Linked DNA regions of Homo sapiens: region 2 is linked to region 1. The links are chromatin loops, found by intact Hi-C in ENCODE. Cell type or tissue: pancreas. All regions are shown on one strand. Links, peaks and the distances in the headings refer to the core of each region. The heading gives the core; the rest is flanking DNA. Region 1 overlaps WWC2 (WW and C2 domain containing 2). Region 2 has its middle 38 kb from the start of DCTD.

The links. A loop is a pair of places that touch in the nucleus more often than their neighbours do. Peaks named below come from ENCODE experiments on the same cell type or tissue, not always from the same donor. Only the 100,000 strongest peaks of a DNase experiment are listed, where the experiment ranks them.
Region 2: it touches region 1 in a loop (3.0-fold over the local background); 5 of 110 quality-filtered maps call a loop at or near these places.

What each region holds. Positions count from the first base shown.
Region 1 is chr4:183,253,334-183,268,665 of GRCh38, forward strand. It overlaps WWC2 (WW and C2 domain containing 2), which reads left to right. Exons shown (of 23, transcript NM_024949.6): 9 at 424-666; 10 at 6,306-6,395; 11 at 7,577-8,199; 12 at 11,645-11,774; 13 at 12,355-12,435; 14 at 12,532-12,618. Among named protein-coding and RNA genes, the nearest start is that of WWC2-AS1, 20 kb to the left of the region's middle. RefSeq lists a silencer at 3,565-3,624. In pancreas, for the core only: CTCF peaks have their summits at 8,742 (motif pointing left) and 9,330 (motif pointing left); a DNase peak (open chromatin) is centred at 9,268; H3K27ac peaks cover 456 bases.
Region 2 is chr4:182,947,864-182,963,195 of GRCh38, forward strand. No RefSeq gene overlaps it. Among named protein-coding and RNA genes, the nearest start is that of DCTD, 38 kb to the left of the region's middle. In pancreas, for the core only: no CTCF peak of the experiment used is centred there; no DNase peak of the experiment used is centred there.

The sequences.
Region 1 (15,332 bases), core at 4,844-12,843:
ATGGCATCTCAGACATCATTCACCTCAGTTTTTTTAAAGGGAACCCCCCAGGCATCTTTCCTGTCACCTACACAGGCAGTCACACGTCAGAGCTGGCCTCTCGTGGCGCCCAGAGCACTCAGCTTTTGAAGCCTCTGTGTACTTGGCCTTCACCCTTTTGTCAGGTAGCTGGGTATGCTCACTCACATTTTAAAGATGGGGGAAAGAAGTGGGTGACAGCTGAGTGCAGAGACAGGCCCAGAGACTGGTGTGCAAGGCTGCTGCTCCCACTCCGGCCTCTCACCAGTAGACCACACCTCTTTCTGGTAAGGTCAAGTTAGGAAAATCTGGACAGCATGTCAACACCAAATTTGGCTTAGGCTGTGTTTACCTTTCTCAGGAGTTTTAAGTATGTGCATACCTCTTCTATCTTTTTTTTTTTAGTATGGCCAACTTAAAAATTGAACTGTCAAAATTGGACAGTGAGGCCTGGCCTGGGGCACTGGATATTGAGAAGGAAAAACTGATGCTGATTAATGAAAAAGAAGAACTTTTGAAAGAGCTTCAGTTCGTCACCCCACAGAAACGTACCCAAGATGAATTAGAACGCCTAGAAGCTGAAAGGCAGCGGCTGGAAGAAGAGTTGCTGTCTGTGAGGGGAACACCAAGCAGAGCTCTGGCCGAGAGGTTTGTTTTCCTTCTGGAAATAGGGCAGCTTAACTCTTGTGGGGGTGTCTTAACTGGATACTATTTTCCCTGGGTTTGGAAATCTCAATTGCATCTGTTCTTAGTGGACTGAGAAACAGCACAAATGGACTTTCTGTAGAACAATAAAGTGCACCATCCTAATGCCCGACAGGATAAGTTCTGTGTTTTAGGAACGTGCAAAACCTGTGACAGATGTTGAATAACTAAGGAATGCTGACATAAAACCAGGAATGTACATCATTGATGAAGTCTGATAACAATAGCTATAAACTATTGCACTCCGATAAGAAAAATTATCTAGACTGTTAGAGCAACTGAAGCTTCCTATTCTGGGTTTTATTACTCACAGGAATGCAAAAGTTTATTGCTAGTCATTTCACGAGGAAAAGACAGCTTCCTCCCTGTGATACCCTAACAGGTCACAACGTACTCACTTGCATTTTGTTTGTCAGTTGCATCCCTCCCGTGAAACAGGTGAAACTGTAAAGGAAAATACTCTAGGCAATTTTCCCATCTTTCTCTGGGAAGGTGTGAGTTGATTATTCCATCTAAAAAAATCCAGTTCTGCAAAACAGATCAGCTGGAATGTTAAGTGAAGGGACCTCTGTGTGTCAGTTTGACATGAACGCATCTGCATAAGAGCCTGGGTCCAGGCCTTGATGGCAGAATGGGTTGGATACCTGTTTCAGGACAGACCAGAGAGCCGTTGAGAACGACCGCATGTACATCCTTTAGGCCAGCCAGTAAACAGCAGTGCCTGTTTCAGGGTGATGGGAAAGAAATTCACATTGATATAATTTCAAGTGACCTGGAAGTAAGTTTAAAACACCCAGCCATAATCCAGTTGCTTCAAAAAAAAAAATTGTGGCGTCTTGCCTTCTAATTCCTTGTCCTCAATAAATGTTAGGGTTGCATGGCTACATAATATCAAAACATTTGAAAAGCAGGGGGAGGGAGAGAGGAAGACGTCTCTGACATTCCCAGGTAGGTGTTAGCATGGGGACTCACCCACCCCAACGTTAACCGTTTTAGGAGAGTTGACTTCTGTGGGTTAAAATGTTGATCAAGGTAACACGCAGCCTCAGTGTCATAGCTGTAGGGAACATGAAAACGTATCAAAAGGAAAAGCCTCTGAACTATAATCTTCTGCCCTCTTAATAATTCTCATCTTTGCCTCCATTTCCCCTTCTTTTCTTCCCTTCTTGTTCTGGCTTTTCTGTCTAATTTTGCTGACCAAACGGTCAGCCTGAGGGAAGTGTCAGCCAGGCTGGCAAAGCAAGGCCCCATCTGACAAAGACCAAAAGGAACAAAAAGAGTAAGAAGGCAAGGGAGAATTAATTTGTTTTTGTTGTTGTTGTTGCTGTTGTTTTTCTGAATTACCCTGATGTGTCTAAATTTGTATACCTAAAGTTTCTAGCTACGGATAGTCATCAGTAGCTATGATGAAATGGGTAGCTTTTATGTGGCCCATGTATAAAACAGCAATGATGTTTCATACTACTACATAGCATTTACATATTATAAAATTTTATATAATCATACGTGTCTAATGTGCCACGTCCATCTCAGCTGTTCTACTTTGTAGTAGGTGAATCTAGGAAGGACTTACAAACAGATTTGTTCTGGCAGAGAAAGAAGACATATTTGTTTGTCTTAGTTTTTATTGAGGTGGCGTCTTGCTTGCCTTTTTTATTAGGAGTAGAGCTTCCAAAAAATGACTCATGATATAACATTAAAGATAGCAATTTGTTCCTGAGAACCTAAACTTTGACTTTTTCCTAAGTACCTAAACTTTATACTTTTGTTTGCACACACATAGTAACTCAAAATTCCAGTGAAATAGGAGGCTTTTTTTCCTTTTTTTTTTTTTTAACGAACAGCCCAAACCTCACCAGAGACAGTAGGCTTGAACTCATTAGGAAGAGGAGCTATAAGATATTTATTTTAAAAATTATTTATTTAGTGAGATCCAGCCACTGGGTTTGTGTCATCTGGGGAGTAAGTGGTGTGGATATGATACCTCCATGGCCCTGTCTCCCATGATTGGATGTTAGCAGGAAGGGAAACATGTATTTTATATATGTAGTATGTTGACTTTCTGAGTTACCTGGAAGAGCCAGGTCATTTAGTATTCCAAATAAGTGGATACTAGTTTCCTTATCAGTGTCTATGGCCAAAGGCAAATCCTCATACTTACATTGCCATCAAAGGTTGAAGGACTCAGACATTCTTGCTTGATCAGCTTAAAGCTTTCTAACTCCTATCCTGGGATGCTCAAAGTGACTCAGTAGTTCACATGTCCAGAAGAGCAGAACCTGCTGCCATTGGGAACACTGAATCCTTTCTTTCCCAAGTAGATACAACCTCGTCTGGCTTTGGGTTTTGCTGTTGCTATTATGGTTTTGCTTTCTATTCCCCCATGCTCTGGCATTTTTTCTTATGGCTTCACCCTTTCGTGTCTTCCTCCTGTGTGTGTGGGTTTCTGCTCTGCTCATTGCTGCTGTTGCACTGACGCCGGGAGTTTAAGAGGGAAGAGAACGCCCTTGCCAGCAGTGTCTCCTCAGTGTCAAAGCAGGGCTGGCTGGAGCTTCTTTTGGGAAGTAGGATTTGCTGTGTGAAACTCAGTTTCATCATAGAACAGATTGTGTGCCACCAACCCCAAATCCTTCCTTTTCTTCTTGGTACCTACATGACTGTCAAAGCTACCTGCCGTATTCCCCAACATATTCCTGTTTTCCACTTATATTTGGGGTTCCCATTATTTCAGGGGTGACCTCTGGCAAGATTCCGAGTCATTGCTGAACGTTGGTGTCTGAAGGAGCTAGATGCACATGAATTTTCAGTCTCTGAGTGTGATCCTACAGCCCCCCCCCCCCCCCCCCCGGCTCTGTTCCTGCCCCCACAGGGCTGCAGTGTCGCCCACTGGGCCTGATGGCAGCGACTGTGCTCGCCACCTGGTGGTGGGAAAGAGGTGCTCATGGTGAAGCATTGCCAGGCCTAAAGAGAAATTGCTCGCAAATGAAAAAAACCATGCAGGGAAGGTGTTTCTATGCATCTTTCGTATTCTTCCCATGCAGTTATTGAAATTCCTTAAACTCTGTGCTTTCCTATAGCTGGTAAGATCTTAACATTGCTCCTTGTTTTATCACAAGTGTTGGGGGTTTGCCTTGTAATTGCCAAGACGTCTTAATTGTTTCTTAATTATTTGAATGTTTTTGCCACTGCTTCTGAAAAATTTTTTAAAGCAAATAGGTGGGGGCATGAGTGTCACTTAGTTTTGAGTGGAAAAGGGACTTCCTGCTTCTATAGATGACATGAAATTTTCCCTAGGTGCAGAATTCTGAGTTCAGGAGAAACCAGGCTGTGCTTCTCTCCTGCAGGGCACTGAGGGCAGAGTCAGGCAGGTGTGAAGGCCCACACTTCACAAAGGGCAGCTTGAAAGGGGATGTGGAGCAGATGGGCCAGGGGGAGGAATCTTTTAAGGGCCAAGTAGAGGAAACCCTTTCTCATCCAGCAGACCAACAGGCAGGAGTTGGAGAAGAACCTAGAGAGACAGGTGTGCACCCTTTTGAGAGGGCTGATGTCTGCAATTTCTTCTAACCCCTGGTTATGGGGAAGTTGGGGAGAGCATTTCACATGAAATACACGTGGATTCTGAGGAAGACTTCAGGCTTTCGCTAGGAGAGGCTTTGGTGATAACATCAGAGACAAACTGCGGCCCACTAGGAGGGTTTCTGTGCCTCTCCCCAGTGCCTTCCTCATGCTTCTCCCAGGGAAGGTTTCATCTCAACACCAGCAAGAACGGAGGGACTGGCCAGGGCACCCTGTGCTGCAGGGAGAAAGGGCTGATGTCTGCATTCTGGGATTGTAGGAGCTAAGTGGGAAACGTGAACAAGAACACAAAGACAGGCATCTGTGGTTCAAAGCAGACATTAAAGGGCTGGAAGAGCAGCTGCCGAGCATCACCTGGAGAAGGCTGAGGACGCTCCCTAGTGATGGAGAAGGGACAGCACTGAAAGTGTGGCTCAGGGTCACATTCTGACGTCATCCTGGTGCCTCCTGAAAGCATTAGAAAAAGGCTTCATTTTAATAAAAGCAATATTGAGTTTTAAAACTTCCTTCCGAAGTGTTTCTCTTGTTTCAGAAGACATGGATTTTAGTAGAGTTTGGGGCTTTCTTCAGACCTTTGTGCACTTTTAATTCAGTTAGTCTACTTCATATTACTTTTTTCCTCGTTGAGTTTTTATTTATATTTGAAAGATTTTTAAAATGACCGCTGCTTTTAAAAATACACCTTTGAAAGCCATGAATTAAGAATTTATCGCGCTTTTGAAGTATTAAAGAAAATGGCAAGAATTACTTTTTTTAGTTTAACATATAATGGAATAGTGTTGTTGACACATCAAAGGGATAGATACCTATAAATAAAATATGGGCATGTTTCCTTACTGCCAAAAACATATATAACATTTCAAAGAGATTAGAAATTAAGGAAATTTTATTTTTCTCCAAAGAAAAGTGGCTAGTTTTTATATCACCACTTTTCAGGGCATGCTGAGGCTTTGAACAAGTCAGATTTGTTTTTCTTCTCTGTCAAGCACTTTCTCATACATTACTCCATTGATCCCTTTAACAGCCTTACCAGGGAGACACAGGGGAATTATAGTCACCATTTTACAGATGAGAAAAGTAAGACCCTTGATTCAGCGACTTACCAAGGATATGCAGCTAGTAAGCTGCAAATCAAGATTAGAAACCCAGGTGCCCTTTTTCTGAATTCCATTCTGCTGCTTACTGCTCTGAACTACTTTATTTCATGATGTCTAAAGACCTTCACACGACATAGACTATACTTGCACAGACTCTTAGTTGCATAAACCCCTGGGTACTTGGTATATTTTAAAATGACTTACTATTCAAGTATACAGTTCTATAATGCTGTACTCTTAAAAAAAAGAAAAACTTTTGCAGTTGAATGTGGATGAAATTTTATGATAGTCCGACGCGGATGATGAGATGTGCTGTAGCTCGGAAGGGGAATCACTTTTAGGTCATCCTCTTCCCTAAACAGTTGAGCCCAAATTAGCCCACAATGGTATTGTGGACTAAAATTGTTTCTTAATTGCTAATTCTTATCAAATCAGGGTTGGGAATGTTATCACTAAATACTATGTTGGAACAAGCGTTACTAAATTCGGTATTTAGGGTGACCTTTACTGTTGCTGTGAAATGTTTTAGGAAAGGGTTCCCAGGTCACAGATCTGTGTCAGGATTCTAGTCTTTGGTTAGTTTTTTGTTTCCTTGGTTATTTTCCTCCTCACTCTTCTTCCCCAACTCAAAGGACCATATTACTTACCCATTTAAAAAGATTCTAGGCTACCAGCAATTTTAAATTCTCAGTGACATGGTGATGGGGCATAACGCTCCCTCCCCATCCTTCAGCTTGGCTCGTGCAGCTCTGCCCCCCACACTTCTTGCCGGTGTCCTGTTTTCTGTCTGTGGAGCCCATTCACATTTTTCCCTTGTGATCTGTAATGTTTGTACAATGAGAATCTTTCTTTCCTTTTAGTTTTCATATTTTGTTATAATCATTTGAAAATAATTTTTTTTCTTCCTAGATTGAGATTGGAAGAGAGAAGAAAAGAGCTGCTACAGAAACTTGAAGAAACTACTAAATTAACTACTTATTTGCATTCACAACTTAAAAGGTGAGCTTATCAGATTTTTGAGGGGAAAGCTTTTCTCCGAATAGCATGTTCTTGTTCATCTTTGATTACTTTTCACTTTATTTCCAACTACTTTAAATAAAATCATTATAGTAGCACAGTTACTGTTTGAGTGATCAGATTTAAAGTCACATTTTCTTTTGCATGAACCCAGTGTCATATTTGGAATACATTTGAAATATGTTATAGAAAGAAGATATGTTTTAGCTGTCAGTACATTTAGGATAATAACGCATTTTTCCCATTGCCCCATTTTTTAAAAAGGGAAAGTGGAGGAGCTTTGCCTTAAAATAGCCATAGATTTCCTTACATTGATGAGAAAAATACTCACTCCTCACATTCACACACAAAGAGGAAACGTGAGCGAACCCAAGGGTCTTTTGTGTGACTTCTTTCTTTTTATAAGCTTGCCTTCTTTTCTCTAAAAATAAAAAGCTTTTTTTTTAATAAAAAACTACATTAACGCTTTTGCCCTGTTTTTTCTTGCTTTCAATATTTTTTAATGGCAAAGTGGCTTCTAGATGTCTATGCAAATAAACTTATCAACAGGTATTTGATTCCTTTTATTTTTGCAAAAGGAGGATAATGTTTAATAAGAATAGATTTGCTACTTAAAGAGTATTTGGAGAGCAAGGCTGAAAAGGTTAACGAAGAAGCATAGACATGGTATACAGTTAGGTGCCACATGATGACTTTTTGGTCAAGGGCAGACTGCATATATGATGGTGGTCCCGTAAGATTGTAATACTGTATTTTTACTGTGCTTTTTCTAGTTTAGCTATGTTTAGATACACAAATACTACCATTGTGTTATAATTGCCTACAGTATTCAGAACAGCAACTGCTGTGCAGGTTCGTAGCCTGGGAGCAATAGGCTATACCACATAGCTTGGGTGTGCAGTAGGCTGTACCGTCTAGGTTTGTGTAAGTACACTCTGTGATGTTTGCACAGTGATGAAATCACCTAACCATGCATTTCTCAGAACTAGACCAGGTCGTTAACTGACACACGGCCGTAATATAGGGAGTTCCTCTGTCCCTGGCCATTGATTCCATTCTTTAGCAGGTTTCTTCCCTCTGCAGATCTGAAGGAGCCAGTAGAGATTGTGATTAGGTTTTCCATTTTGTAACAGATTTTATGGTGTGTGCTTTTTGTCTTTCAGCCTCTCTGCCAGCACCCTGTCCATGTCATCTGGGAGCAGCCTGGGTTCCCTGGCATCGAGTCGGGGCTCTCTGAACACCTCCAGCAGAGGGTCACTCAACTCCCTCAGTTCCACCGAACTCTATTACAGCAGTCAAAGTGATCAGATAGATGTGGATTATCAGTATAAACTGGACTTCCTTCTGCAAGAGAAAAGCGGTTACATTCCTTCTGGACCCATCACCACCATCCATGAAAACGAGGTGGTCAAGTCCCCTAGCCAGCCTGGCCAGAGTGGACTCTGTGGAGTGGCAGCTGCAGCAACAGGCCACACTCCTCCACTGGCTGAGGCCCCGAAGTCTGTGGCCTCCCTGTCCTCGAGGTCCTCCCTTTCCTCCTTGTCTCCTCCAGGCTCTCCCTTGGTTTTGGAAGGCACGTTTCCCATGTCTTCTTCTCATGATGCCTCTCTCCATCAGTTCACTGCTGACTTTGAAGACTGTGAGTTGAGTAGCCATTTTGCAGATATCAGCCTCATCGAAAATCAGATTTTGCTGGATTCTGATTCAGGAGGAGCCTCCCAGTCTCTTTCAGAGGATAAAGACCTTAATGAATGTGCTAGGGAGCCATTATATGAAGGAACTGCAGGTAAATGCAGCCCTTTGCTTTCATGTATTCCCTGTTAGTGATTTTAAGGAGAATGATTGGAGCATTATTTTTCCATATAAACAAAGGGTATGATTCCCCTTCTCTTTCTTTTGAGTAATCGTTTTGGCTTCATTTAAGAAGGAGCTTTTATTTATATACCTAGATATTTTTCATTATCAAATAAAAATTACCTTCCCTATTTAGTAGACTTAATCATTTAGTACCTGCTCAGTTGTCCAGAGACACTCTGTGTGTGGTAGCTGACTGGGAACATATGTTGTGAACATATTTCCAAGTAGATTCCAGTTCTGAAATAGCAAGGCAAAGAAGAGGATTTTCTTTTAAAAGTTGGCCTAAAACAGATTAAAACCAAGGCAATTAACATAGTAGCTAATTAGTACCAAGGTTCAGTGTTTAGATTGTTCAGGGAATTCTATATAAATACAGTTTTTGTTTCAAGCCAGACTCCTTTTCTGGCGAAAAGTTAATTTAAAACAGCAGGTTGCAGTGTATGGTATTACCCTGCCACCTTCTGGCCAGGTTAACAGTTGCAGCCCCGGGAAGGGATTACTAGAGATTGTAGTTCTTAGGCCTGCATTTGTATTCAAAAAGACAGAAACAGGAAAAATATCATTTTTTTGTTTGTTTGTTTGTTTTCCTTTGCAAAGCAGGAACTTTGAATATGTTAGATATGATTGTAAAGAGCACAAGATGTTTCCCTTGTTGGCAGATGATCACTGTTGGTCTGAGGAGGATGATCTGTTCCAGAGCTAGCTTGAGACAAAATGTGAAATAAAAGCCCCAGTGCTCATCTACAGCTGTCCTGTTCACAGCTACATGTTTTACTGACCACACAAAACAGGGCAGGGCTCTTTAGAAGTGCTCTCTTCCTGTTCCCAGAAGCATTTTTATTTGTATGTATGGTCCTAAGAATTCTGAGTAATTGATTGGCCAATTCAGATATGTAAAGACATTGACAAATCCACCTTGTTTCTACGGTTTCAAATACTGAAGAGCCAAGTGCTGTGCCCTGTCAGTGGCCTGGGCCTGTGGGAGGGCCCATGAGACATTTGTGTGGTTTGTGCGCCCTCTCCTGGGGAGATGTCAAAGCTACAAGTAGCAGGTTATGGAAATAACCACAAAGAAAATAACCAGGGGAATGGTGTGTGTACATAATGGCCCCAACAAAACAGAAAGCCGCGTGGGGCCTTCACCACTGCTTCTGGGAAGGAGTACGGTGTGTGTGCGTGCGTGCGTGCGTGTGTGTGTGTGTGTTAGGGGGTGCATACCACTCCTGGAACCAGCCAAGCCTCCACTCACATTTTAGTCACCAACGTGTTTGGGTAAGCACACTACCCAATCTCTCAGGATTATGATTCCTTATCTGCAAAATGGGGTTGCTACAGTAATCCTTGTGTCAGGCTGAAGGATTTAATGCAGTGATAACATGTGAAGCACTTAACCGTGTCTGGCACTCAGCACACAGTTCATGGTAATTATTAGTACTCTGTGACAGTGATGATGATAAGTAATAAACTCTGGCTAAACACAGTTCTTACTGTAAACCATGGAAAGCTATGAGAAGAAGAAAGAGAAGAAAATGGAATGTTCTGTGCCAGCGTTCCTTCCTGTGCTTTGAACTTACATCTTTTGACCTTTCAAGGTAGTTTTGCTCTTCCTGTATTTGGAGTGGTATCTAGTGACCACTTCTAACATTCAGCCAATTTGGAGGGGCAGTAAGTGAGGCTGGATGCTGGAGAAGAGGGGAGAGAGTGATGAGGGAAAAAGTTGCCTAAAGTCTGTCACCCACCCAGTAACCCTGAGGTCTGGGAGTCCTGTCTTGCAAGTGTGTCTGGTTGGCCCATGCCTTGCTCCTGACACTTGGGTCTTGCTGTGTCTGAAAAGTTTGTGGATGGAGACAGTATCTCTGAACCTTTGTGAAACAGTTTTTAACTTTTTAAATGCATATATTAGAAAACTGCTGTTAAAAAGTTACCCTAAGAGAAAATACATCCAAGAGCTTTGATTGCAGATAATATTCAGTTGCATGTCTGAAAACAAGTGAAAGCGTATATTTAACCATAAAGGCTAATTCTCACAAATTAGCTGGGCATGGTGGTAGACATCTGTAGTCCCAGGAGGCTGAGGCAGGAGGATGTCAAGGCTGCGACGAGCTGAGATTGCACCACTGCACTCCAGCCTAGGTGACAGGAGTGAGACCTTGTCTCAAAAAAAGGAAAGATGAATTATCTTCAAGTCACCAGCACTTTTTTTCAGGGGACGTCTGCCCTGCATGTGGGGTGGTGGCTCCCTATCAGGGACGTTTGTCATCTCCCTCAGTGCTCTAGAGGCTTAGGCAGGTAAAGTCAAGTCCCTTTTACGTAAACTTTGCTGTCCAGTGCCAGTCCCTGCTGGATGACACCAACCACGTTGGAATAACTGCAAAGGCCTTCCGCAGTCAGTCACTGTCATTGTCAAAGTCAATTTCAGGCTGCTGTGGTTATTCCTGGGGGTAATCAATAAATCATGTCATCACCTTCACCCTTCACAAAGGGGGGTGGGCGGAGAGAAGGCACTTCATCATCAAGGAAAAAGCATTCCCACTGCCAGAAATAAAGTGGAAAATGCAGCAATCAATCCTGTAATCTGAAGCCTTAAAACTTAAACATCTTCACAAGATGTAAAGTCACGGCTCAGAAGGGGGCCAAAATGCATACCAATACAGATCCCTGCGCTCACTCTCACTCACTGGAGGATGAAAGAGCACCACAGGCTTGCAGCTCATTACAGTACAGAGCACAGCCTTAAATGAATGTTCCTTGCTCACTGCAGGATGCTGGTGTATGAATATGAGTTCGAGATAAAAGTTAAGTGGTCATTGGTACTAAAGATTCAGTAGCACAAAAAGTTTTTTAATGGTATTGGCTGGTGAGGAGTTCCTGTGAGTCAAAGACATTTTTTCTTTATTTCTGTTAGAATAGTAGCACAGGAGATGTAGGATATGGCATGTGGAGAGAAGGGGAGACCAAAAGAGGTGGAAACTTATCCATTGAGTAGCTAGAAGCTCTCTCTGTGATAGAAATGTCACTTGAGGGAGATAGATCATTTCCTATTCCTGAATATATGAACACTGCAGTGAATGCTTGAAAGAAAGAGACTAAGGACCAATGAGAATTTGTGTAATTCATCCCTTCCCTTAAAATATTTCAGGACAAAGAAAAACCATATTCTCTTCCAAGTAATGACTGAAAAAACTGGCGTCCCAGGAATCTTATAAGTCATAGTGCCTTGAGTTGTTTACAGCTGTAGATTTGAATATTAACATCCTTGACTCCCAGAAGGAAATCTTATTTTGGATTGCTCATGACCAAACTATGTATGTATTTAATACTTAACTTTTCCAAATAAGACATTCTGATTAGTGCTCTCACCCTCCCCTCCATAGATGTGGAAAAATCATTACCAAAAAGAAGAGTGATCCACTTGCTTGGGGAGAAAACCACTTGTGTGTCGGCTGCTGTGTCTGATGAGTCTGTGGCTGGAGACAGTGGGGTCTATGAAGCTTTCGTGAAACAGTAAGGATTCAGCAGGGGCGCTTTTAGCTCCAGCGAATCTCCATCGCCGTGGATGTGGGTTATATGCTGTAAATGGACTGCTACCATTAGTCCGCTCTTTGGCTTAGTAAGGACTTTAGCCGTTAAAGAAGTGGTGTGCCTGAAAAGTTCAGTATATCAAAAATGACTTAGCCATGGAAATTATCGATAAACAGATTGGTGTACCCAGAGGCAATTGACCCTCTTTAGAATTTAAAAACCTTGAATTTAGTGGGAATATTGGAAGAATTCACCAGACCCTGTTTGGCACATGAAGCTTCTCACGTGTATTTCTGAAAGTCTGAAATGTCTCAAGGGTGTGGTATATTTCTAGTAATAAGGAAAGTAGTCATCAGAGAGGCTTTGCCCTAAAGCCCAGAGGCGGGCTCTTCTTGAAAAGAGCCTCTGAAACAGTAAGCTTTCGCTGGGATCAGTTCCACTGGGAGGGCATAGGAGTGCTGTTAATTTGGATTTTCATTCAGAATCACTAAGTGGCAAACTGTTAACCATAACAATCGATAACCCCATTAATTAACTGTTCATCTACTCCCTGTCCATATAGACCTAGTGAAATGGAAGATGTCACATACAGTGAAGAGGATGTAGCCATTGTAGAGACCGCCCAGGTTCAGATAGGACTCAGGTAAGGAATGTACGTGGGAAAGGAGCAGTTCTGACATCTGTGCAGGGCAAGTGGCCTGTGGTGATTCCTGACTTCATTTAGCCTCTCTTTTGACAGATACAATGCAAAAAGTTCAAGTTTCATGGTGATTATAGCACAGCTCCGAAACCTTCATGCCTTCTTGATACCTCATACTTCAAAAGTGTAAGTAAAATCAGCGAAGATCAAATTGAGGAACTTAAACATTTCCATGTAAGAGAATTTTACACTGTAATCATACAGTTCATCAAAATGAAGATACGGAAAAGACATAGCAGGGCTGATCATGTCTAAATGAATGGCAGATAAAGATGAGAAGGGAAATGTGAGGAAGACATATTGAGTTTTAATTCTTACTCAACTGATTCTTTCTAAGAGTAGAAGCCAAGACATTTAATCTCTTTTTTGTAACCAGAAGCACTGTTTTATGCTGTGTTGGAATTTGATTGAAATATGGGTAAAATTTTTGTTTTTGTGTAATTGTTACTACTGTTGTTTAAGGAATTTTCTAATCTTTTACATTAAAATGTAGTGATTAAATTTTATGTATCTGTACAACATTGCCAGTCAAACATTTTATCATGCTACATGTAAGAGTATGTTTTTATCATCAAGCATTTACTTCCCTGTGACCAGTGAGTTCTTAAAGTTATTTCACTTCATCAAACCAAGAATCCCAACAAAGTGATGACATAATGCTACACAGTCCATTGCTTAGAGACTTTTTGCTTCCTGACAGATAAGCCTAAAGATCTCATGACAAATAAGTCTGGAAGTCTTAGACACCACCATTCACATTTTCTGACATCAGAGTTTCAGTGACTCTGAAGGGCTCATGGCTGGAAAGTACCAGGAAGAATCCAGACTTCGACTTAGCACTATGACGTAGAATCCGGAATATGCATGTCCACTCTGCATTGAAACTTCCTGTAAGAAGTGGATCTTAATAATATTTTGAATATGCAGTGCAAGGCTTTGGAAATTTAAAAAGAGCTGTTGAGGGGTGATCCCCAAGACTCTATACCCAGCCAGGTGAATGTTTTCCTTAATGATAGAGTATATTCCTTAGTGATAAGACTTTTAATAGAATAAATTAAAGAGTTCTGCATGTTTTTCCTACAGAGTTGCTTGTAAGTTCACCTCCTAACATTCCAATAATCATCAGAAAGAAGAAACTGGATCTAAGAGAAAAAGAACTAGATAGAAATTATGTAGTTGACAATAGAAGAATAGAGATAGTGGCTTTCTTTTTTTTTTTTTAAGAGATGGGGTCTCACTGGGTTGCCCAGGCTGGTCTTGAACTCCCTGGGCTCTCCCACCTTGGTCTCCCAAAGTGCTGGGATTACAGGCGTGAGCCACCGAGCCCAGCCAAGATAGTAGATTTTAATGTGTTGACAAGCATCAAAGCTGGAGGTAGGATAGGATTCCAGGAGGAGGGTGAGCTTAGAGAACTTCCTGAATCAAAGTGTGGACTGTCCACATCATTAGTGAGACCAGTGAGGAGAGCAGGCATCACATAGAAGTGCCTAGATCAACGCAGAGAGCCTGCTTCCCAAATGCGAGATGAAAAACACCAGTCAGCGGTGTCCAGGAAGACTGGCTTGATATAAACTGTGACTTCTCCCTACCAGTAGATAAGCTGTGATGTTGGAGCATGCCATTGGTGGCCTTTTAGTAAAGCAAATCATGGAGAAGACAAGTCTACCAGAGACTGAAACAATAAACAGTGAGAACTAATGCACAACTTCAGGAGAAAACTACAGAACACCCCAAGAACACACACCTTCTTTAAACTCACTGTAAGGGTGCACCTGCAATATGCTCTACTTCAACTAAACCAATCACAGTCATTCTCACTTACCTCATAGGATGTCACCAAGTCCCTTCTGGAGGCATGGTGATACCTGCGTAGTGTAGGACCAGTGAAATACTCAGCCCAACCAATGAGCAGACATTTGCTCTTCGGCTCCCCAGCTAATGTGCAGGCACTTGTTGAGTTGGTGCGAACCTTCCTGACATATATAGCAATCTTTCCTTAAACCCACATGTAAAAGCCTTGGCCTAAATAATGACACTGCTAAACATGACAGCTAGTATGAAATATTCTTAAAATTGTTCTTTTTTTTCCCAACCTCAAAAGTTATTTTTTGATTATTAATTGTGACAAGCAGAAAAGATTTTCTTCTGCTGAATCTTCGGCCTCCCAGGGACAGTGAGCTGTGTCTTAGTAAGGCTCTTTAATCAACAGCAGTGGGCTTCAGGCCCACTAGGTTTTCATTGCTGAATCTCCATAATTAATATTGATATGAAATACAAAATAATATGACATTCCTCAGTTCTGCATTTGAATTACAGTTTTTCTAACGGAGAAAGGCATGTTTTAGAATCTAGATTAGACAAGCCTGGAAATGGGGGTGGAGGGGATAGACTTAGCGGTATTCTCTTCCTGGGATTTAAAGGAAGTTACCTCACGCTCTTTCTAAGAATTGTGGGTCCTCATACAATGTGTGCTCAGAAGAGTCACTTTAAGGTAGTATTAGAAGTTATTGTTTTTCTATAACTCTTCCTCTGAATTTTACAAAGCACGGGACTCTTAAAACAGTTTGTCGTATCTCAGAATTTGGAGATGCTAGACAGTGATATTTTTGAACCGTTGTTTCATCTGTTTTAAATTTTCTTAACAATATGCTACTGAGCCTTTCTTTTTCTCTAGTAGGATAATGTATTCCATTCCTGGGAGGTGATCATCAGCATCTCTTGTTTAATACTCAGGATGAGGATTCTGTGAGATAAAGTCACCAGTATCTACTTAGTGTGTTCCCACCTTCCCAGGCTCAGAAATAACTTATTTTGGAATTGGCTGTCCATGGGGCAGGTGG
Region 2 (15,332 bases), core at 2,524-10,523, 310 kb before region 1:
CAGAAAACCAAACACTGCATGTTCTCACTTATAAGTGGGAGCTGAACAATGAGAACACGTGGACACAGGGAGGGGAACATCACACACCAGAGCCTTCGGCGGGTGGGCAGCATGGGGAGGGAGAGCATTGGGACAAATACGTAATGCATGCGGGGCTTAAAACCTAAATGACGGGTTGACAGGTGCAGCAAATCACCATGGCACATGTATACCTATGTAACAAACCTGCACATTCTGCACATGTATCCCAGAATTTAAAGTAAAATTTAATACATAAATAACTTTTTAAAAAAATTCTGCCTATACACCATTACCCAAAACGAATCACACTAAGTGATCTTTTGGGATGAAGAAAAAAAATTATAACTCTCACTTATAATTAGTTTTATTTTTAAAGTTAAGCTTAACTAATATTAAATATATGGATAGACAGGAGTATATATGTATAATTTATTTTTTTAAAACATATAGATTAGGGCACATGCTCAAAATATTTTTATTGATATATACACAATCAAGTAAGTTTTGAGATTGCTACTAGAGATCATTGCACATCACTGAAAATTTTGGCCAGGGTAATGACATTGCAAAAGGGGAATTTTAGAAAAAACAATCTAAGAGCAATAGAGAGGTTAACTTGGAAAGAGCAGATATTCAAATTAGACATGCCAGGTAAGAGGCTTTTTTTTTTTTAACCATTTGTCTAACACTTTATTCTTTTACATTTGATGTTTCTTTGTCCTTTTTAAAAAATTTTTTTTTATTATACTTTAAGTTCTAGGGTACATGTGCATAACGTGCAGGTTTGTTACATATGTATACATGTGCCATGTTAGTGTGCTGCACCCATTAACTCGTCATTTACATTAGGTATATCTCCTAATGCTATCCCTCCCCCCTCCCCCCACCCCACGACAGCTCCCGGTGTGTGATGTTCCCCTTCCTGTGTCCAAGTGTTCTCATTGTTCAATTCCCAGCCAGGTAGGAGGCTTTTGCAAGAATCTAAATATCAACTAGGGTGATGACAGTGGGAAATAGAAAGCCATAGTTATAAGAGATGATGTAAAAGAATAACTTAAAATATTAAAAATGAAAAAAAAAAAGAATGTGTGGAAATTTTGAGCTAAGTTGGTTGGGGAAAAAAACAGGAATATCCATTAGGGGACTCAAATTGCACTATGATTGCCACTGACATACATGCCCACATATATAATGTAGAAGCTACAGTATTATCTGTTTGAACATGAGGCTTGAGATCCTGAAAATTCCCATAAGTGGAAGACACACAGTTGAATTACTTAAAATTTTACAGGAAAAAATGGAATTGTGAAGCAAGGATTGCACCCAAACTTGTAAAAGTCCTTAGAAATCTTGTTTCTTATTAGAAATCTTATGTTTCTTATATATAAATCGTATGTATTTTATGTTGAAACAACAAATAAGAAAGTCCTTCTAGTTTTGTATCCACTAAATAAGTAATGTGCCGAGCATGGTGGCTCACACCTGTAATCCCAGCACTTTGGGAGGCCAAGGTGGGCAGATCACCTGAGGTCAGGAGTTCAAGACCAGCCTGGCCAATATGGTGAAACCCCGTCTCTACTAAAAAATACAAAAAATTAGCCAAGCGTGGTGGTGGGTGCCTGTAATCCCAGCTACTCGGGAGGCGGAGGCAGGGAGAATTGCTTGAACCCAGGAGGTTGAGGTTGCAGTGAGCCAAGATCACGCCACTGTACTCCAGCCAGGGCGACAGAGCAAGACTCTGTCTCAAAAAATATATATAAACTAAAAATAAGTAATGAATATTAGATAAGAAATAGCAGTCAGACTTCCAGCTTCCATTCTGGCACATAAAAAGTTTGGAAGTGCCATTTCATCCTAACAAGTAAAAAACTGAACAAGGAGAAACAGATAAATCCACTACTACAGTGGGGGACTTCAACACTCCTCTATCAGAAATGAACAGATACAATAGGCAGAAATCAGTAAAGACATAATTGAACTCAACATCATCAATCAATTTGATATAACTGATGTCTGTAGACCATTCAACAACAGCAGAATATACATTCTTCTGAAGCTCATACAGATAATTCAACAAGATACACTACATTCTGGGCCATTGAACACACCTTAACAAATTTAAAAGAATAGAAATCATATGTCTGCTCTCAGATCACAATGGAATTAAATTACAAATCAATAGCTGCTGGGTGCAGTGGCTCATGCCTGTAATCCCAGCACTTTGGGAGGCTGAGGTGGGCAGATCACTTGAGGTCAGGAGTTCAAGACCAGCCTGGCCAACATGGCAAAACCCTGTCTCTACTAAAAATACAAAAATTAGCCGGGTATGATGGTATACACCTGTAGTCTCAGCTACTCAGGAGGCTGAGGCAGGAGAATCACTTGAACTCTAGAGGGTGGAGGTTGCAGTGAGCCGAAATCACGCCATTGCACTCCAGCCTGGCGACAGAGCAAGACTCCATCTCAAAAAAAAAAAAAAAAGAGAAAGAAATCAATAGCAGAAACATAGCTGGGGGCCAGATGGAATAGCTCATTCGTGTAATCCAAGCACTTTGGGAGGCTGAGGTGGGAGGATCACTTGAGCCCAGGAATTAGAGACTAACCTGGGCAACATCGCGAGACCCTCATCTCTACAAAAAAAAAAAAAAAAAAAAAAGTTGGGTGTGGTGGCAGGCTCCTACAGTCCCAGCTGCTATGCAGGAGCCTGAGTTGGGAGGATTGCTTAAGCCTGGGATGTTGAGGCTACAAGGAGCTGTGATTTTGTCACTGTACTTCAGCATGGGCGACAGAGTAAGACCCTGTCTCAAAAAGAAAAAAAAAAAAAAAGAAACATAGCTGGAAAAATTTCAATACTCAGAGAATTAGCAACACACTTTTAAATAACACATGGATCAAAAAAGAAATCTCAAGAGAAATTTTTAAATATTTTGAACTAAATGAAAACGAAAACACAACTTTTCAAAATGTGTGGAATATACCCAAAGTAGCACCTAGAGGAAAATGTATAGCATTGAATACATACAATGATAAAAAGAAACATCTAAAATCAGAATCTAAACTTTGGGCTTAGAAAACAAGAAAAAGAAGAGCAAATTGAATCCACAGTAAGCATAATAAAGTGACAAAAATTAGAGCAGAAATCAATGAAATTGGAAACACAAAATCAATATAGAAAATCAAAACCAAACTTGTTCTTTGAAAAGATTAATAAAATTGATAAGCTTCTAAACAGGCTAAGCAAAAACAAGAGAGGCCATAAATTACTAATACTGAAAATAAAAAAGGGGGCATCACTATAGATCCATGGACACTAAAACGGTATAAAGAAATACTATGAACAACTCTATGCTCACAAAGTTGATAACTTAGATTAAATGGACCATTTCCTTGAAAGATACTGAAATGGGAGAGTTCCCTGACCTCCCTCACAGGACATGTGACAGGGTTGTGTCTTGTCTGTTTGGCCACCATGCGCACTCAAACCCCTTATGGGAGGGGGAGCACACAGATGGACAGGTGCAGGAACTGGGGCAAACGCTTTTGGGCTCTGACCCCACAGTAGCATCTAGGGGTGAGTGTCTTCAATTCTCACGCCCAGTGGGCATAATACAGTGCTCTTTTAGCTCTGCCATTCGCAGACAGCTTAAGTGTTAATCAGCTCAGTGCCCTCTTGGTGCCTGGGTTCTTGTCCAGCATCCAGGAATAATCAGGTCACACATGGACTTGAAGGAAGGTGAATGTGGGGATTTTATTGGGTAATGGAGGTGGCTCTCAGCAGGGTGGATGCGGAGCTGGAAAGAGGATGGAGCGGGAAGATGATTTTCCCCTGGAGTTTGGCTGTCCCACAGTCGATCTCTCTGACCATCCCCAGCTGACTTCCTTTCAACGTTCAGACGTTCCTTCTCTTCTCTCCTCTGCTGTGCCACTCTTCTGCTCCTCCGCTCTTCTGTTTGTCTGCTCATCTGCTAGTGGAGCCTGGGTTTGGGATTTATATGGATACAAGAGAGGGGGGCATGGTGGGCCAAAAGGCAAATTTTGGGTACAAAAAAAGGAATGCCTGTTCCCATTTAGGGCCATAGGTTTCCAGGCTTGGGGGTAGGGCCTTGGCTGGGGAACTGCCCTCTTCTACCCAGTATTTATTTCCCTGTCTCCTGTCCATATCAACACAATATGCCAAAACTCACAAAAGAAGAAATAGACATACGATATGAATAAGCCTATGATATAGTTTGGATATTTCTCCCCAACCAGATCTCGAGTTGAACTGTAATCCCGAATGCTGGAGGTGAGGCCTGGTGGGAGGTGTTTGGATCATGGTGGCAGATCCTTCATGGTGCTGTCTTCATGACAGTGAGCTCTCATGAGATGTGGTCATTTAAAAGTGTGTGGCACCTCCCCTGCCACGCTCTCCCTCTATTGCTCCTGCTTTCACCATGTGATGTGCCTGCTCCTCCTTTGCCCTCTGTCATGATCGTAAGCTTCTCGAGGGTTCCCTAGAGGCCAAGCAGATGCCAGCACCATGCTTCCTGTAAAGCCAGTAAACCTCTTTTCTGTATAAATTACCCAGTCTCAGGTAGTTCTCTATAGCAGTGTGAGAATGCACTAATACAACTAGGCAGAGCACAGAGGATTTTGAGGGCAGTATATGATACTACTGCCCTTACCCACAGGGGCCTAAGTAGAGGGCTAATACACAATGGCATTCCTAGGAGCTGGGTGCGTGTGCAACCAATAGGGTATTGCTTGACATATGCAATCAAAGGCATCAAGAATGGATGATGAAGGCTGGGCGTGGTGGCTCACACCTGTAATCCCAGCACTTTGGGAGGCCAAGGTGGGTGGATTACCTGACGTCAGGAGTTCAAGACCAGCCTGACCAACATGGTGAAACCCCGTTTCTAGTAAAAATACAAAAAAATTAACTGAGTATGGTGGCGGCCACCTGTAATCCCAGCAATTCGGGAGGCTGAGGGAGGAGAATTCTTTGAACCCGGGAGGCAGAGGTTATGGTGAGCCAAGATCGCGCCACTGCACTCCAGCCTGGGTGACAGAGCGAGACTCTGCCTCAAAAAAAAAAAAAAAAAAGAATGGCTGATGAAAAAGTAGAGGTCAGCTGAGCGAACAATGCCAGTGTCATCATGCCCCCTCATTAGTAGGACCATATGTAGACAATGTGAAAAAATGGGGTTCTAGCCTAGGCCCACTTACAGTGGGGCTCCCTCACACTCATTTGGTGGTCATCATCCTGGTTCCAGAATCCATGACCTGGGTGGGCACACTGAGCCACTAGCAATATCCCCACTTGACTCTGTGACTTGTGAAGTAAGAGGAGTAGTATCCTACTTATAGCAGGCGGTGGCCAATCAGAAACAACAGCACAACATAACAGGTGGAATGGCAGAGATTAAGACAATCTTCGGAGACTTTAAAGGATACAAGGGTGGTGGTCTTCATTACATCCCCATTTTTTTTTTTTGAGACAAGGTCTAGCTCTGTTGCCCAGGCTGGAGTGCAGTGGCACAATCTTGGCTCACTGCAGCTTTGACCTCCCAGGCTCAAGCGATCCTCCCACCTTTGCCTCCTGAGTAGCTGGGACCACAGGTGCGCACCCCCATGCCCAGCTAATTTTTGTATTGTTTTTTGGTAGAAACAGGGTTTTGCTGTGGTGCCCAGGCTGGTCTTGAACTCCTGGGCTCAAGTGATCCACCCACCTTGGCCTCCCAAAGTGCTGGAATTACAGGAATGAGCCACCACGCCTGGCCTATATCCCCATTTTATTACCAGTCTAGCCCCTGTAAAAACCAGATGGCTCATGACAGATGACAGTAGACTTCTACAAATATAATTAGGTGATAGCCCCAATGGAAGCTGTTAATCCAGAAGTGTCTTCTCTAGAACAGACGATCACTGTCTTTGCAAATGTGTTCTTTTCTCACACCCATCAGGAAGTAGGATCAGAAGCAGACTGCAGTCACTTTAGATGGACAACAGTGAACATTTATGGCCCTGTCTCAGGGCTACGTTACTTCTGAAAATACAGTCAGAAGAGTTCTGCTGTTACATAGAACAGCCCACTGGTCTACTTTATTGATGTCATTGTGTTCATCAGACCTGATAAGCTGGAAGTGATAAATATCCTAGACACCCTGGTAGGACACACGTGCTCCAGGGGACGAGAGAGAGACTAGAAAGATTCAGGTGCCTCACACAATGCTGCAGTTATTAGGAGTCCAGTCATCTGGGGCGTGTTGCAATATCCCCTCCAAGGTAAAAAACAAGTTATTTCGCCTTATATCTTGGCCCATGCAGAAAAAAGTGCAATATTTAGTAAGCCTCTTTGGTTTGGGAAGCAGCATACTCCATGCTTGGGATCATCTCTATGACCAACTTATTGGCTGGCTCAGTGCTGCTGGTTTTGGCTGGGGTCCAGAACAAGAGAGCGCTCTGAAGCAGATTCAGCCTAGGAGGCAAACAGGACTGCTGCTTGGGCCTCATGTCCTGGAAGATCCCTTGGTTCTGGAAGTATCTACAGTAGACAAAGACGTTACATGAAGTCTCTGGAAATTCCCTGTAGAAGCGATACAGCACAGAACCCTAGAATCCTGGAGCAAGGCCATGTCATCTGCCAGATGAAAGTATACACCATTCGAAAAGCAGCACCTTTCATGCTAGGGGACCCTGACCCTGGTGAAAACTGAGTGTCTCACATGGGACATCAAGTGATGCTGACACCAGAACTGCCTCTTAGGAGCCAGCAAACCACCAGACATACTGTTGGTGATTCCAGCAGGATTCCACCGTATGATGGGAGGGAGCAGTGTGTTTGAGATCAGGCTTGAGCTAGTACAGAGGCCACAAGTGAGCTGTCAAACCCAGCCACCCAGACCCAATGCTACCTAACCCTCCTGCGCTATACTGAACAGCATCCCCCAAATTCATGTCTACATCAACCTCCGACTGTGACTTTATTTGGAAATAGGGTCTTTGCAGACATAATTAGTTAAGATTGGGTCATACTAGATTAGGGTGGCCCTAAATCCAATGAATGGTGTCCTTACAAGAAGGCCATGTGGGGGCCAGGCACAGTGGCTTACACCTGTAATCCCAGCACTTTGGGAGGCCGAGGTGGGTGGATCACTTGAGGCCAGGAATTGGAGACCAGCCTGGCCAACACAGCGAAACCCCATCTCTACTAAAAGTACAAACATTAGCCTGGCGTGGTGGTGCAGGCCTGTAATCCCAGCTACTTGGGAGGCTGAAGCACAAGAATTGCTTGAACCCAGAAGGCGGAGGTTGCAGTGAGCCGAGATCGTGCCACTGCGCTCCAGCGTGGGTGACAGAGCAAGACCCTGTCTCAAAAAAAAAAAAAAAAAAAAAAAAAAGAAGAAGAAGAAGAGAAAGGCCACGTAGAGAAGGAGGTAGAAATGGGAGTTACGCTGCCACAAGACACATGAAGACCCCAGAAACTAGAGGAAGCACAGCATTCTCTTCTAGAGCCTTTGGAGGGACTTTTGCCCTGTTGTCACCTTAATTTCAGACTTTCAGCCTCTAGATCTGTGAGATAATAAATTTCTATTGTTTTAAGCCATCCAGTTTGTGGCACATTTTATGAGAGCTCTAAGAAAAGAATATGTGCACCATCATCCCTCCCTCATCTCACACTGATGGCCAGAGGACAGAGAGAAAAAATGGCCTGGCTCAAAGATGAGTCAGTGGAGTATGTTGATCCCAGCTAAAAATAGGCTACTGCTACTTGACAGATCTACCCGAAGGTGGCCCTGAAAGATGGTGATGAGGAAAAAGTCCTCCCACTGGGCCAAGCACTGGACACAGCACCTAGTGATACCTTTGTATCGAGAAGAACATGGTTCAAGGTCAGTGTACACATGGAATCTTAGGCATAAGCTTTTGGGTTGTGGACTCTCAGAATGGCTTTTGCTGGTTTGTTAAGGACATGGAAGGAATAAGTTTGAAAAATGGGAACCAGGAAGTCTAGGGAAGAGACATACATATGGATAGACCTGGGGAAGAGGACACAAACTATGAAGATCTTTGCATTGCATGGCAGAAGAGGCATTCAGCAAGGAGGCAGAAAGTATGGCACAGCCAACTGATGCTAGCCAGCCTCTTCCCTTGCCACCCCAACACCTGCTAAAACGCCCATGAATGGAGCAGCCCCTATGGCACAGATGGAGGCTCTGGATGGAATGTGTTTCCTCTTTCTGCGACAATTTTCTTCCTGGTATCTATATGCTTGGCTAACTCTCTCTCTCCTGGACAAATACCCCTTCTCAGTGAGACACAGCTGCAAAGGCACATTGATCTGGGAAGCTAGAGAAGCTTCAGTTTTGGGGTACATAATTCCCACAGGCCCTGTGTGTGCTAGAAGTTGCTCATAGTTGTACAACATGGATAGGTGAGGCCAGTTTATGATTAGAAAGCATTTCTATGTCAGTATTCCTGGGAAATTGCCTAATCAGAACATAGGGACCTGTAATGCCATTGTTACAGTAATTACTTGCAATCTTTTCTAATTCTAAATACATATTCAAAACTCTGATTTCCCTTCAGCTGGTATAAATCTTTCACCTATTGTCAAATATTAACTTTAGGGACTAATTTTGTGCTCCAAGTTTGTGTTGTTTTTTTTTTTTTTTTTTTTTTTGAGACAGAGTCCTGCTCTGTCGCCCAGGCTGGAGTTCGGTGGCGCGATCTCGGCTCACTGCAAGCTCCGCCTCCTGGGTTCACGCCATTCTCCTGCCTCAGCCTCCCGAGTAGCTGGGACCACAGGTGCCCGCCACCACACCTGGCTAATTTTTTGTATTTTTAGTAGAGACAGGGCTTCACCGTGTTAGCCAGGATGGTCTCGATCTCCTGACCTCGTGATCCACCCGCCTCGGCCTCCCAAAGTGCTGGGATTACAGGCGTGAGCCACCGCGCCCGGCCCCAGGTTTGTGTTTTTTAAGGAGGAGGGCCCTTCAAATTGTATAAGCTTTGGGTCCCACAAAACCTGGCTGCTCCTGCCTGTCGCAGTTACTTCATGGAACACTATTCCTGCCCCATCCCTGCATCTTGGCACCCGATATCACTTACTCTGCTTCAATTTTTTTTTCTTTTTCATTGCACTCATCGCCTTCTAACATACTATCTGTTTATTTCTGCTTGTTGCTCATTATCTGATTCCCACCATTAAAATGTAAGCTCCAAGGAGCAGGCATCTTAGTGTTGGCTGATGGAAAAACCAAATTTTATCAAAATATTTTAAGAGGTTTATTCTGAGCCATTAGGAGTGATCATGGTCCGGGGCTACACAATCCCAAGAGTTCCTGAGAAAGTGTGCCCGAGGTAGTCAGGTTACAGTTTGCTTTTATACATTTCTGGGAGACAGGAATTGCAGACAATATCATAAATCTATACACAGAAGGGATACATTGGTTCAGTCCAAAATGGCGAGACATTCCGAAATAGGGGCTTACAAGCCATAGGTGGGTTTTAGGGATTCTTTTGTTGACAATTGGTTGAGAGATTTAAGCTTTGCCTAAAGACTTGGAAAGGAATGCCTGAGTTAAGATAAGGAGGTCTGCTCCTGTCCTGTGATGCTATACCAGAATTAGGTTGGAAAGTAAGCCACATTACACCAGGTTAACTTTTTAAAATCCATTTAGCTGGGACTACAGGCATGTGCCCCTTGCCTGGCTGGTTTTTGTATTTTTAGTAGAGATGGAGTTTGGCCATGTTGGCCAGGTTGGTCTCAGACTCCTGGCCTCAAGTGATTCACTCACCTTGGCCTCCAAAAATGCTGAGATTACAGGTATGAGCCACCACACCTGTCCAAGCCTAGAGTTTTCAATACATCAGTTGGGTGCTGGGTTTTAGGATAATTTGGAACTTAAGCAACCTCATTCGGAAAGATAGATTTCTGTATTTAATAGTAAACATGAATTTGAAATACAGATTTTTCCATAGGGAAGAAAGTTCTTTTTAAGAAAAACAAATCTGTTTAACAAGAGTTTATGGTTTATGGGGTTTAACTCCCCAGGCCCCTTATATAGGAATTTGGACAGGAGAAAAAAGATCAGAGTTCAGTCCTCAGGGTTATTTATAGATTCCCTGTGCCTAGTAGAGTGTGTGCTTATACTGGGTACCCAATAAGTATGAGTAGATGAGGAGAAAGAAGGGAAGGAGGGGGTGATGGGGGAAGGAAGAGAGAAAGAAAAGGAAGAAAGCAAGAGCAGATGGAATGATGGTGCTCGGGACCCACTATCCCAAAATATGACTAGAGGAGACCAGAATATGCCACCCCAAAATACACCTCTTTGGCACATTGATTATTTTGAGCTGGTTATTTTGAGAAACTGCAGACATAAGTTCAACTCTGAAAAGTTGTTCTTCTGTAAAATTAATTTACATCTATAAAGGACCTCTTTCCACCTGGTGGGATGCTCCCTCTCTGCACCAGGAAGGAAAGGATGGTTAGATCTCCAGACACTCTTGAGCAGTGGTGAAGGCATCACCTGAAATCTGCGTAACAAGCCTTGTCTTTATTTAAGGAGCTTTTCTTGGCCATCTCTTTGTTTCAGACAAGGGACAGCATTTAAGTCCGAAGTTTAGACTCCTTCTTGGAGAGCTAGTCTAGAGATTCACTTCTCTGTTTTTTTCCCACTGTATACATGAGGTACACATGTTAATAAACCTCTATTCATTTTTATCTTGCTAATCTGTCTTTTGTTACAGGAACTATGAACTAAGCACTGTAGTTCAGAACTATAAAGGGTAGAGAGAAAATTCTTTTCCTCCCTTCTGGAGGACACAATTAAGAGCCATAGCAGCCAGAAATGCCAGCCAGAGCTGATAGGACTCAAAGCGAGGGGTGTCTATTGGCCCTGGTCAGCCAAAATAATAGACCACAAATTCATGAGCCACAAGTGTCACCAGTGAGTGCCATCTGTGCACAGGGAGCAGGTAACTAGAGACATCAACAATGAGGCAAGCAATCATCCAGAAGGCAGCACAAGGAGCTGGGCTTGGGGACCTGAGGCCCCCATCTCCTCACCACCCTGAGACGGCCCTCACTAAGCATCTATATCCAAACACTGTCTTAGGGAAGAGAAGGGAAAGGGGAAAACCTTGGAACACCCGAACATTTACCTGGACTAGAGTATTCAAACCAGAAGAGATAGCTTTACTTGGCAAGCCGTTTCTCCTCCTCCCACAAGCATCCTACATACACAGACTGGAAGTTTGAGAACAAGATTATATCAATAATAGAAAATAAACCATGTGTTCTTTGGGCTTCTGAGTAGTAGTAGATTGCCTTTTAAGGACTAAGTAAAACTAATGATAGTGTTAAAGAAAAATTATCCAATGATGCCTCTTAAAGTGCCATAAGGCAGACTTTATTCAGGACCATTGTGATCGTCTTGGGACCGCTACAATGGAGTCTTGCTATGGTGGGGAGAAATTGGCCTCGACTCTGAACATAGCGTGGGCAAGTGAACTTTTGGCCAAGGAATGGTGGGGGGTGGTCAGTGGATAGAAAATTACTAAGAGGAAATGTCAGGGTAAGGGGGATTCTGGCTAACCTGACCTAATAGGATTCTTGCAGAAGGCAAGCCAGGGCAATCAGACATCATCTGGGGGCTGATGGAGGATGAGGAACCCGATCAGATATCAAGGATGATCAGATACGGAGGGTGGGAGGTTTTGGCTAACTTTACTTAGAAGGGCTCTTTTTCTAAAACTGGATTTTACAAGGAAGTACACAGATGGGCCTAGGAAAAGGCTCTTGAGCAAAGCTTGGCCAAGCCCAGAATCTTTGTGAACAGAGGAACACAGAATAACTGGTGGTATTTCAGTATGTTTTATTCTAAAAGGTCTGAGAGCATCCACCAAAAGGAGGTGTGCCGTCAATATTGTGGACTATTTTATAACATGTCTTTTTTTGTATTTTTACTTGCATGTTGCTTACTTTTGACTAATGACAACATCTACAAAATAAGAGACACCTGGCGATTTTTATTGTGCATGTGTTTACAAAATCTTGCTTCAAATGAATTATATCATTTATAGCACTTTGTCATGCAATCTTATGGCATGCAGCTTCTGCTGTATTAAAAATTAGATTAAATTAATTGGACTTTTAAAACATTTGTTAAACAAAGTAATGAAGTATAAATAAGAATCCCTAATAAATATCTAATTTATACTCCAGGCCCAGGTTCGGGAATACATATTGTGTAGGCACAGACACAGACACACACACACACACACACACACTCTCTCTCACACACACACACACACTCTCTCTCACACACACTCTCACACACACACGCACACACTCTCACACACACTCTCACACACTCTCTCACACACTCTCACACGCACACACTCTCACACACACACTCTCACACACTCTCATACGCACACTCTGTCACACTCACACACTCTCACACACTCTCACACTCTCTCTCACACGCACACACACTCACACACTCCCTCACACGCACACACTCTCACACGTGCACACGCTCTGTCACACACTCTCTCACACTCACACACACTCACACTCTCACACACTCTCACACATTCACACACACTCACTCTCTCACACACTCACACGCACACACTCTCTCACACACTCACACGCACACACGCTCTCTGTCACACTCACACACTCACACTCACACACTCACACACACTCTCACACACACACACTCTCTCACACACACACACACACACACACCCTTAGCCTTAGACGTGAAAAAGCGTCTTGTCTGGAAAAGGAACACATCTATCTGAAAAAGAGGCTGGAAATATGAAATTTTTTTTCTGGAATAAATAAAATCCCACTTTGCCTTGCTCCCTTCAGAATGTGGTGGAAAGCCTTTCCACTTAGGCAAGGGCTAATTGCTCAACAGAAAATGCCAATGAAGCTCATTGTAATGGGATTCTATCCATCTGTAATTTCCATTCCTAGAACCAAATACTTTCATCTGTTCCCATGTCTTCCAAAACATGAGTACCCTTGGTGGTAAAGGGAAGCATCTACAGATTGTCATTTCATTTTTGAGAGCCATTCAGAAAGAAAGAGGCATACTACAAGCCTGGGACTAAGAACAGATTGAATTCATTAAAAAGACAGAAGCCAAACTGTTCATCTCTGGTACATGAAAAATCATCACTGTTGTTGTTAAAACCATATGCTTTAGGTAAGAGGACAGGTTTTGTATTCGCTCTAACATTTGTTCTGAGGAATGTTGATGTACTTAATGCTAGTATGTGCTTAGCAGTAATTTGCAAATATGAAAAGTAACCAAGAGTTCAAGCAATGAGTAAGGAGGGTCAGAAACCTCATCTGAGATATTTCCCAGTTATCATTGATAATATCATTGAAATATCATCGTATATCATGTCCGAATGTTAGAGCATAGACAAAGATCTACGTCATCATTTGTCATCATTTCATAGCTTTCGGCATGCAGGCTCAGACTTTAAAAGAGTTTGTTTCCTCCTTAAAAAAAAAAAAAGTCTTAAATTTTTTTAAGTTTCCATGCGGTGAAATTGGTAGAGGCTTTGATCACTTGACCTGAAATGATACTGATTTGTGTCTTTCAGCTGAAACTCTGCTCAGTTCCCCAGACCAGGTTTAAAAAAATGCAACAACCCACTTAATTGATGTATAGCATATGAAGTATACATGAAGTATAGCAATGTGCACTATATAGAAAATCATAAAGTGTTCAGCTTGATGAATTATAACCAGATGAACACACTCACAATTTATGTATCCATTTTATATCTGATGGGCTTTGGTTGTTTCTAGTTTTGGCTGACTAATGTTATAAGAACATTATTGTTCGTGTCTTTTGACACACGGGGGTATGCTTTGCTGTTGGTTCCATAGCTAGGAGTGAAATTGTTTGGTTACAGAGTACATACATATATTCAATTTTAATAGATAATGCCAGTCTTACAAAGAAGTTGCACCAATTTACATTACCACCAGGCATTTTTGGGAATTATAGTTGCTCATATCTCTTCCTATTCCTTGGTAGCATCAGCCTTTTTAAGTTTGGCCATTTCAGTGGGTTGTATCCCATTGTGCTTTTAAAATTTGCAATTCCCTGAAAACTTATAAGGTTGAATATCTTTTCCTACATTTTTTGGCCCCTTAAATATCTTCTTTTGTGAATAGCCTAATAGAAAATTGTGCCCACTTTTCTAGTGTGTTGTTTATCTTTTTCTTTTTGATTTGCAGGAATTCTATGTAAATTCTGGAAACAATTTCTTCGTTAGCAATATGCATTCCACATATTTTCCCTTTCTGTAGCTTTAAAAACTCCCTCAATAGATATTTTGATGAACAGAAAGTCTTATTATTAGGTTGTCCGATTTATCAATCTGACTTAATGTTATCGCCTTTTCTGTCCAAAAAAACTTTCTTACCCACAGGTCATGAGGAAATGCTCCTATGTTATTTTCTAAAAGCTTTTTATCATTTTACTTTTCACATTGCACAGTCCACCTAGAATTGATTTCTGTGTATAGCGTAAAGTAAGAGTGAAGTTTTCTTTTATTCTTAAAGTAGATAACCAATCAATTTAGCACCCATTATTGAAATGACTGTTTTTCCACCAGGTCTCTGCATTTATAAAATTCAAGTGTCCGTATATGTGTTGCTCTGTTTCCAGACTCTCTATTATGTTCCACTGGTCTATTTATCCATTTGTACCAATCCCACACTTAGTGCAATTACTGTAATTTTAAAAATTACTGTATCGTTATAGGTCTTTCTATAGGGTAGAATAATTTCCTCTCATTCTTGGGTTTGGCTGTTTTTGGTCTTTTGCATGTCCACATACATTTTAGAGTCAGCTTGTAAATTGCAATGAAAATTGTGGGGCTTTTAATTCAAATTGTTTAGAATCTATAAGTTAGACGGAAGAATTAACATTTTGCAATATTGAGTCTTATAATCTATAAAAAAAAGTACATCAATAAACAGTAAATCTATAGGTCTAGTATTTCCTTCAATTTATTTAGTTTTCATTTGTGTTTAATTATTAATAATTTAATTTAGTGATATATTTTCAATAGATTTTTACATATGTCTTGAACATTTTAGATGTATTTCCAAATATTTCCTTTTTGATGATATTATAAATTATAACTTGTAAATTAGTTTTATTGGTTTGGGATATATAAAATACCATTTATTTTTTAATTGACCTTGGATCCAATATTAATAAATGTACTTATTAATTCTAACAGTATATCTGTACATTCTTATAGATATTCTACATATAAAAATC